Linked DNA regions of Homo sapiens: regions 1 and 2 are each linked to region 3. A link is a contact called in ENCODE Hi-C data. All regions are on one chromosome and are shown on one strand. Each heading gives the region's core, a stretch centred on a gene start or an enhancer-like site at or near the end of the contact. The rest is flanking DNA. Distances are from core to core; before and after follow the strand shown. Region 1 overlaps CSNK1G1 (casein kinase 1 gamma 1). Region 2 holds the start of ZNF609 (zinc finger protein 609). Region 3 holds the start of USP3 (ubiquitin specific peptidase 3).

Evidence for each region. Hi-C counts contacts between places; a loop is a spot of excess contacts on that map. Pooled maps may share reads with other maps.
Region 1: a loop to region 3 is called in a pooled map, with 9 times the contacts of the local background. The contact joins the enhancer-like site here to the promoter of USP3 in region 3. A Hi-C loop is called at or near these places in 5 of 37 single-sample maps with no recorded cell type and 6 of 50 pooled maps.
Region 2: a loop to region 3 is called in a map of CD8-positive, alpha-beta T cell, with 26 times the contacts of the local background. The contact joins the promoter of ZNF609 here to the promoter of USP3 in region 3. A Hi-C loop is called at or near these places in 8 of 168 maps with a recorded cell type or tissue (CD14-positive monocyte, CD8-positive, alpha-beta T cell, HCT116 and 4 more), 5 of 37 single-sample maps with no recorded cell type and 20 of 50 pooled maps.

Annotation. Positions count from the first base shown.
Region 1 is chr15:64,245,556-64,248,498 of GRCh38, forward strand. All of the region lies in intron 4 of CSNK1G1 (casein kinase 1 gamma 1), which reads right to left. Among named protein-coding and RNA genes, the nearest start is that of PPIB, 84 kb to the left of the region's middle. RefSeq lists enhancers at 424-924, 925-1,425, 1,546-1,605, 2,495-2,789. Within about 2 kb of position 1,361, at least 6 of the 41 ENCODE cell types and tissues checked have a DNase peak (open chromatin) inside an H3K27ac peak, as active enhancers do.
Region 2 is chr15:64,459,202-64,462,410 of GRCh38, forward strand. It overlaps ZNF609 (zinc finger protein 609), which reads left to right and starts at 1,377. Exons shown (of 10, transcript NM_015042.2): 1 at 1,377-1,637. LOC105370861 (a long non-coding RNA gene) reads right to left here and starts at 1,386. Exons shown (of 3, transcript XR_932367.3): 1 at 1,298-1,386. RefSeq lists an enhancer at 899-968 and silencers at 1,429-1,548, 1,609-1,708.
Region 3 is chr15:63,502,640-63,505,842 of GRCh38, forward strand. USP3 (ubiquitin specific peptidase 3) reads left to right here and starts at 1,954. Exons shown (of 15, transcript NM_006537.4): 1 at 1,954-2,191. The coding sequence starts at 2,101. RefSeq lists enhancers at 234-1,027, 506-555, 1,028-1,820 and silencers at 1,546-1,885, 2,236-2,345, 2,416-2,615, 2,686-2,765.

The DNA of each region.
Region 1 (2,943 bases), core at 111-2,610, 740 kb after region 3:
GTGTCCATTAACAGATAAAGGACAAAAAAATGTGGTACATATACACACAAGGAAATACTATTCACCCATAAAAAAGAATGAAATTCACACCTGTAAGCCCAGCTCTCAGAGAGGCGAGGTGGGAGGATAGTTTGAGCCCAGGAGTTTGAGACCTGACTGGGCAGTATAGCGAGACCCCGGTTCTCCACAAAAAGGAAAAAAAAAAAAGACACACACACAAAAAAAGAATGAAATTCTGTCATTTGCAGCAACACAGATGGAACTGGAGGCCTTTATAATAACTGAAATAAGGTAGGCAGGGAAAGACAAATATCACATGTTCTCGCTCATGTGAAAACTTAAAAAGTTGATCTCATATAGAATGATGGTTACCAGAGGCTGGGAATGGTTGGGTGTGGGGAGGATGAAGAGAGCTTGGTTAATGGGTACAAACATACAGTTAGAAGCAATAAATTCTAGTGTTGATAGCACAGCAGAGTGACTATAGTTAACAATAATTTATTGTATATTTCAAAATAGCCAGAAGAGTAGATTTGAAATGTTCCCAACACAAAGAAATGGTAAATGTTTGAGGTAATGAGTAGCTTAACCACCCTGACTTGATAATTACACATAGATATGCATGTATCAAAATATCACATATATCCCATAAATAGGTATATTATGTATCAATTTTAAAAATGAACCGCCTACTAGGTATTTAACAAGTTAACTGGCTTTCTCTGCCCAATGAGATTTTGTTTTGACTACTGCATTTGTGAAGTTTCAACTGGGGTCTTGTTAAGGCTGGACACAGTGGTTCATGCCTGTGATCCCAGCACTTTGGGCAGCCAAGGTGAGAGGATCACCTGGGGCCAAGAGTTCAAGACCAGCCTGGTCAACATAGTGAGACTCCATCCCTACAAAAAACTAAAAATATTAGCCAGCTATGGTGCATTGCGCCTGTAGTCCCAGCTACTTGGGAGGCTGAGGCGGGAGGATGACTAGAGCCAAAGAATTTGAGGCTGCAGCAAGCTACGATTGCACCACTACACTCTAGCCTCAGAATCAGAGCAAGAGTCCGTCTCTTTAAAAAAAAAAAAAAGGGGGGGGGGGAGGAATCTTGTCATTTTTTAATTTGAGGATTAGCTTCTCCTTTATAAGAGAGCCAAATCAGAAGAGTCACTAGATTACAATAGCTGCTGGGAAGCCAGGATATGGGAGCCTAGACTTAGAAATTTCAGGTTATGTCAGAGACCTCCATTTTCCTGTCATTTACTGCAAAGAATCCTATTATCCTGCCGTTTACCTACCCTCTAAACCCTCAATCCTCTTTCATTTGCTCTGGTCCTTGCTGACTCATCCCCTCCCTCCCTTTTTCCTCCCACTTCAGCTGCATGCTTGGTTCTGGCTTATTCATCTTCTAGTCAATTAACGAACATATACCACGCTGTTGTCATGTGGTCAGCTATGGAGTCATTCTCATACTGTCACTCTTCCTAATACGGATCTGTTTCGGCCACAGACTCTTTCATATCTCTGCCCCAAACCTCTCATCCACCAAATCTTGTTCCTGTGTGCTAGAATACAAGCAAAACTGAGAGCTATGCTGGAAAAAAGATTTATGGATTGGAAAATTTTTAAATTGATAATGTATGTATCTTCCTAAGTAAAAGACCCTAAGGAAATACTGAAACCTAAAATCATTCCCATAAAAAGAAAAGAAATTAAAACTTGCCTATGGTGACCATAATACAATTAACATAACATTGATGATTGAAGAAAATAAGAAAAATAGTTATAAGATTTTACAATTTGGTTTCTATAAGAAATGAAAAAATGATAGCTAACAGGAAAATAAAATGCTTATTCTCAGTTTCAAGGTTCTCATGGTCCCCTTTACTTTCTTCCCTGATTATCTTGGAGATATCAATTCTTAAGCATTAAGTCTTGAAAATCTTGGTGGTAAAACTGTAATCAAGAAACAAAGCTTGAAAAGTGTGACCACTCACTAGAAAACAAAGTGGAATGGAAGAGAAAGAGTTAGAGATCACACAAGGAAAAGCAGAGACAATGTGGAAGACCTCCAACCAGAACCACATTCACAATTACCCAGTGCTGTCATTTTTGTTCTATCTCTACATAATTAGAGAATTGGTATGAATTTCTAGATCAGGTCATCAATGTGAAACTGGGGTCCAAAAGGCCAAGGTAATGATTAAGAGTTGGGTACTGAAGAAAATGGTCATAGTCCCAGGACAACAAAAAGTTCCTATTTTAGGAATTTAATGTCTCAAGCTCTGGATATCACAGCAATAGGTATTCTTTAAATTCATAATCAATCATTTTTCCCAAATAATTTCATACATTTATAAGCAATGATTAATTCACTGAACAAACCTAAGTCACAATGGGCTTTTTGTTTAAGTATTCATTGTCAGGAAATCCAAATATTTTATAATTCACTGGACAGTAATGAACAATGACAGACAAAACACTAGTGAGTAAAAACACTAATTATGTTACTGTGGTCTTTGTGTGGCTTTGGCACAAAAGGTTGTTTATTTACAATGCTGCAACATCACCTTGGTAATCAAAAGAGTGGCATATGCGCACTGGCTGCTCAAACATTAACTACCAATGAGTCATACTTGCAGCTGAGAACTTACTCTGAAAAAATAGGGGGAGGAATGCTGTGCCTCTAAGTTAAAAACAAGCTCTGGTGTTCATGCTCACATTTACAAGGACACATGGTGAAATCTTGTCTATTTTCTTGTCAATTGATCTTCTTTCAAAATAAATTTCCTTTTTTTAACCATCACAAGGAATATTTTTATTAATAACATTGGTAAAAATCTAAAAAGGCAAGCTTATTAAATCTTTCTAACTTCTTTCTGCCACTGAACTACTTGCTGACTGCTATGTGACAGAATGACATCACACCAGGCCTTAAGATACGCTTGA
Region 2 (3,209 bases), core at 127-2,626, 960 kb after region 3:
TGCAGGAATGTTTACCTTCCTTTGTTCCCTATTTTTGCAGTCTAGTTCTCTCCAATGGCAGAGTCATGCTCCTTCAGTGGGAGATGACTACTGGAATGTTTAATCCTTAATTAAATCATGCCTAAGTCTAAAACACTAAACCCTTCTCTGTCTCCACCTGCTAAGTAGCTGAATCCTCACTTGTAACTTTGTCTAGTATACATTGGAAGTTCGCTGTCACCTGGGATCAGTTCTGCCCCTGTACTGTCTAACAACATGACTATTGGTGGACCAAAGAGAGATTATTTTTCCTAGACCAGAAAGGTTTACTTTTATCTTTAGCTATCAACCCCTCCCCCCACCTTTTTATGACCTCACTTTATCTCCAAGTCACATGCTATCTTGAGTGGCACTGTTGAAGGATGCCCCAGGATAAGGGAAAAAAGGTAAGATAAATGCAAAGCAAAATAAAATGGTCAAGGACACAGGAAGGACATAATAGGGGCTAGGATGTGGGAGGCCTTGAGAATTAAGGTAAATTTGTTTGCTATGGAATGAGATGGAAGTCTTAGGAGGTCGTCATGAATAGATGTTTCACAAGTGAAAGCTGGGTGGGAGGGCTCACTTAAACATGGACTGAATGCCTACTGTGCACTAGATAGTATGCTGGGCAATCAGAGATGAATAGCAGATAAGGAAAAATAAAAGCTACAATCCTTAGAATGGTGGGTTGGAGAAGGACAGAATAAGGTTTTTAGATAATAAAAGGCAACAAGATTTAGTGATAGAGGATGGTGAGGGGAAAAGGGATATATAGAGGGATTAGAAATGGGTGCTTTGGGGAGAAAAGCAAGTGGTAATCCTAAAAGAGAAAGCTGGAGAACAAAGGATAAAAAATTAGGAGGTTGGTACTTTGCTGAACTAAGGGGTAAAATGGATGAAACCATCAGGAGCTGTGATTGCTCTTCTGTTCTTTGTGGATGCCCATGTTCAGATCCCCTACGGCCCTTTCCTCTCTGTGGTTGAAGGACAACTACAGAAGAGGTGTCTTCTGTGTTATAAGGTGCAATACTCCCCCCAGAGACCTCTCTATGAGGAAGTCTGATCCAGCGAGAGTTCTACTGCCCACGAGGGGACAGCGTTAGGTTCGAGCTCTCTAATCCAGGTTTCTTTGAGTTTATCTTGGTTCTAACCGGCACGCCGGGTTTTCCAGCATTCCCTGAGCTAAGACTCCCTAATCTGGGCTCCGGGTGAGCGCGCATTCCGAGACCCAGGATTTCGCTCCTTCATCCAGGTTCCGGGTTTCCCCTGCGCTCACCGGCTCCAGACTCCACACAAGCGCGGAATCCGGATCCGAGGGCCTGGCAGTCCAGTGTCCGCGTCTTCCGGGTGACTCTGGTTGTCCCGGATCGCGGCGGCGGCGGCGGTGGCGGCGGCTGAGGGACCCGCGGCCCCGGACACAGCGGCACCGGCCGGGCGGGGCGGAGAGGCGCGGGGAGGGGGCAGAGAGCCAGAGCCGGAGCCGGAGCCGGAGCCGGGGTGGGGTGGGGGGGAGGGGCCGCGGGAACGGATGGCGGCCTGGGCCCCGTAGCAGCGGCGGCTCTACGGCCCGGGGCCCCGGGCGGGCGGAGGTGGCGGCTCCCGGGACCGGCCGCGCGGTGAGTCCGGAGCTTTGTGTGGAGCCGGGACTGGGGGAGGAAAGAGGCGGCGGCACCGATGGGGCGCGGGGCTGAGGGGATCTGATGGGGGCCGGGGGCGGCGGCGCTGCCTGACGGAGGAAGTGGGGGTTGGGGGGGCTGGGGCGGAGCGAGGGGAAGGTGTGTAGGGGGGGTCGTTGCGTGGGTGGGGGAGGGGGCGTCGAGGGGCGCGGGGTGAAGTTCAAAGCGTGGCCACGGCCGGTTCAGGCTGAGGGTAGGGGTGCCCGGGAGGGGATTAGGGTCTGGCTAGGTTATGGGAGCAGGCCAGAGAGTTTCTGAGGCGAGTCTGGGTATGTTGAGGGCGCTCGGGGCGACTGGGGCCAGTCAGGGAGTTGGCGGGGGAGGGGGGGCGGGGGCGGTGGTGGTTGTTCAGAGCATAGGGTCGGAAGCAGGACGTGTGCGTGACCTAGGAGTGGGGAGCAAGGTGGCTGGGATCCTGCAGTAAGTAGGTTGTGGGTGTGTGCCCCTAACAGTCTTCAGGTCACATTTACTCCTGTCCTTTTCTTCAAGATGGAGGGATCCCTGGGCCTGGACCTCAACTGCTATCCTTGTACCCCCGGGAGGGTTTGTGACCCTATCCTGTTTGGAAAACCCATGCTGCCCTCTTTTCCCTTTATGTGTAATTACGGTTGGATCATCTCTGTGCTTTGCTCAGATTCTCCTTCCTCCCTCTGGGGTTGAGGAGGAGGAGACACATCTGACCAATTAATGTGTGTTTGTGAAACAGGCAGCAGCAAACAGTCATTTCAGCTTCGAGGAATTAGGCTCACACAGGGTGGAGAGATCAGAGCCCTTCAGGGGGAATATTTCTGAACAAATCACGGATGATTAAATTCTCTAAGAAACAGCTCCCTACCTAAATGAGAGTGAGAAAGATAGGGAAGAAAGCCTGTCTGTTTCCAGCCATGTGTCCAGAGCCTAAGGGGTTGAGGAGAGTCCCCAAGCCCCTACAGGCCTCCCTTTTCTGTATTAGGCTTTGCTCTGCAGCCTTGAGTTAATTTCACCCCTGCTGCTTTGTCTTGGGGGAGGGAGTGCTGGTTTAGGCTGTTGTGAGGAGATGACTGTTCTGCTGCCACACACAATAGTCGTGTCATTTTATCGGGAGCGCTACCCCAGGGCTGAGAACTGCTGCAGCAGAGATAAACCGGTCCCTCTCACCCGCCTATTGTGTACACAGTGAAGGTCATAGGTTCAAGTCTTGTCTGAGAGCTTTGGATATGCTCCATCTCCCAGGCTCCTCAGTGCCATTTTCTTCCTTTTCCAGACTGGGGCTTGCCATTGGAGGAGGCCAGAGAGAAAGGCTCTTCTTTTTGAGTGAGGAACAATGCAGAGCTCATTGGCACACATTTTTCAGAAGAATAAGGGATGCCAGCCATGTTGTGCCTGCCTCTTTGGCTAGCCTGTACTAAGTTGTGAAGGAATAGTGTCTGGTAGACTCAACTACGATGTTTGTTTCAGACCCTTAAGGAAGAAGACTTCAAGGGAAGGTTCTACTCTTAGTTGAATCATCATATTTAATTCTTTTATATGAAT
Region 3 (3,203 bases), core at 704-3,203:
GGCCTGAGTGAGGTCATGCTCCAGGGCCGAACAAGGGGTTATGGATGCTAAGTGGGGGTGGGTGTCCGGAGGAAACAGAAGGTTGGTGGAGCAAGGCCTTAAAGACAAATAGGTTGACATGGAGAGATGGGTGGAAGAACTTGAGCCAAGGGCAGATATTATTGTTTCTCCTCCTCCCGCTTCCCAGGGAAGCAGCTCTCATCTAGTGTCAGTAAAAACAAATACAAAGTTATAATTTATTGGCCACCTAGTATGTGGTGGCAATTTTCATGAATTCTCACATGTTCCTTGCGAGACAAGTATTCTTCTTCCAGTTTTACAGATCTAGAAAAGGCTTGGAACGGCTAGAGACGCTTGCTAAGCCTGGCCGTCAAGTAGGCAGCAGAGCTAAGATTTGAAAGCATGCCGGCCTGCCTTCCTAGGCAGACGCACTTTCCACAACGCATCACTGCCATAAAAATCCCAGGCCGAGGCTTGCTCTAACAGCAAATACCACTTGGAAAAGGACAGATCTTTGAGGACCCAGAAATACTTCTGGGGAAAGGATGAGCAGAGGTGCCCCCGGTGGGTGGATACCATTAGGCAGAGGTCTATGCGGAAGAGGCCGACTTGTGGCGTGGGAGGTAGGGAGGAGTAAGAAGTGATTGACGGGGCGTCCCTGGCTGCTCTAGGACTGCATTGCGGGGAGGTGCCCGGCTCTAACCACTGCCCGGCCCGGTTAATCATTTCCTGACCTTCCTTCCTCCTCTCGCTCTGGCCGCAGGATTGCCACATCAGTCTTCCCCCTCCTCCTGCTCGCCTTCTGGCCCCGAGGCTCCTTCGCCGGGTTTTACAAGGAGCCCCAACTTGGAAGCAATATTTGTAATAGCCCCGGACGTCCTCAAGTGCCCCAGTGAGATCGCAGGCTCGATCCAGGGTATGCCGGCCCAAGCGGCCCCTTGAGGCTTGCCCTCTTCTCTAATCCCTCACTAAAAAGAGGTCAGAGGGTCAGGGATCCAATCTCCATACAGATCAACAAGTTACAGACTCGGTTTCCCCCTGCGGTAAAAAGGGGATGGTAACAGCTGGTAGGGTGTTGCGAGGCTTAAATGCGGTATGGGAAGTGCCTGGCTGGGAGACCTTAGGTATCTAACAAATGCTAGATCCCTTCCCTTCTTATCGCCTGGTAATGGGGAGTTTAGCTTGCCCAGCAATCCCAGGCTACGTTTATCTCACTTGAACTTCCTGGCTTGAAAGTCCTACGATGTGCTGGAGGTAACGCAGATGGTGAGTCACAGTGACAGGATTTGAACGTGGGTTCATGGGCGCCCCTGCGGGCCCACCCACGCAGCATCTAGGTGGCTGGCTAACGCCACGTGTTCAGAACCTAGAAAGGGCTACGGATCGCACCTGCCGCAAGGAGCCTAACGCTAAGTCGGGCGGGACTGCCCTGGCACCCATGAAACCCGCTGCCCGCCTCCCCCGGGGCCAGGCCCTTGGCCTCCCCAGCTTGTTTCTTCGTGTATAAAATGAGGGCCACGGTGCCTGTCTGCCCGAGAGGTTTTAAAGTTCTTCTTTACACTTTGCGGAGCGGCCGGATTTTTACCACGAAGCCACCGAGTAGTCCGCACCACATAGGTTCAGTATCCTCCGCCCACCGCAGGAAACGCCGCGGACGGCCCGGGGTGCCCTGCTCGGCGCCCCACCCTTCCCGGGGCCGGGGAAGCGGCGTGACTAGGAAAGTCACTTCGGAACACAGCCGGACTCTGCGCCACCAGCTGGAGCTCGCCGGGACCCCACCCCGCGGGCTGGGCGGGGGCGGACCCGGGGGCGGGGCGGGGAGGGGCCGGCCTGGAAAGGCGGAAGCCTCCAGTCTAGGGGTGGCTGCAGAACCCGGATCTCGGAGTTACACGTTCTACGGAGCGGGGCGCCGGGAGACGGCGGGCGAGAAAACCCGGCGTCCGGAAGCCCGTGCTTTCTTTGACGCAAGGGCTCGAGACGCAGCCGCCGTCGGCCGAGCGCCCGGCTAGAAGCGACACCAGACGGAGCCTCCGGAGTTCCTCCGCCCCCACCTCGCCGGGTCCTGGAGCCGCAGTCCTCCCAGCTGCCCTCCTCGTGGCCATGGAGTGTCCACACCTGAGCTCCAGCGTCTGCATTGCTCCGGACTCAGCCAAGTTCCCCAACGGCTCCCCGTCGTCCTGGTGCTGCAGCGGTGAGTGCGGCCACGGGCCGGCCCCGCAGCGCACCCGAGGCCGCGGCTCTGCCGGGCCTGCCGTCTAGGGGCCGCAGGCGGCCGGCGCGCGGACTCGGGGAGGGGCGAGGGCGAGCCGGGCCCGGCGGGCTGGGGAGGGTACGCGATGAGGCGGGCGCGTGCGGGAGCGGCGGCGGCTCCTTTGTTTCCCGAGGCCCGACGGCCGGGCCAGCGAAGGAGAGGGCCGCGAGGGGCGGGAGTCCGCGGAGGCCTCGAGCGCGTGGGGGCAGCGGCAGGCGGGGACCCTGGCCAGCTGCGTGCGCCCTTGCCCCGCCCTGCCGTGGCCGGGGGCTGTGCCCGTCCGTGTTGCGGGGTCGCCTGTGGGGCGGGTGTCCGGCCCCCGAGGGGCGGCCGCACGTGTGGCGGGGCCCGCGCCGCGCTTCTCCGCAGACAGGGCGGGAAGAGCGCCGCTCTCCGGGCGCAGCTTTGTCTGGGCTGCGGGGCGCGCGGGGCTCCTCTCCTCCGCCGAACCCGGCCCGGGTTTCCTTTCCCTTCTCCGCAGGCTCGGGCACCTCGAAACCCCGAGAGGCGCTGGGAGCTCGGGCGGCGGAGGTCGGGGTCTTTCATCCGTCAGGGATGGTGAAGTTTGAAAACAGGCTGCGGGCTGAGAAGCTCGGAGGCTGAGCCAACAGCTGCTTTGGAGGGGACTGCTCGAGTTTGTTTTTCAGACCTTTTGGGTTGTCCGAAAATGCGTTGGGATTCCCAGTTCCTGTGTTGTGAAACACTTATTAGATTTATATAAGGCTTTTGAGTAGCTTAAGCGTTTTAACTCCTGCTGGCCCCCTTGGAAGCCCCAGTGCCCTCTCATTGTCTGCTCTAAGCGACTTCTTAGGATCGCACCGGCCACACGGCTTTGCTTACTTCCTGGTAGGGCCCTGGTGCCACCGCTAGTCTTTGTTTATTAGCTTTGAGATGGTCACTGGTATCTTGGGTTATATTAATAGCGTACAATTCGAATTGTGCACTTCAGAAA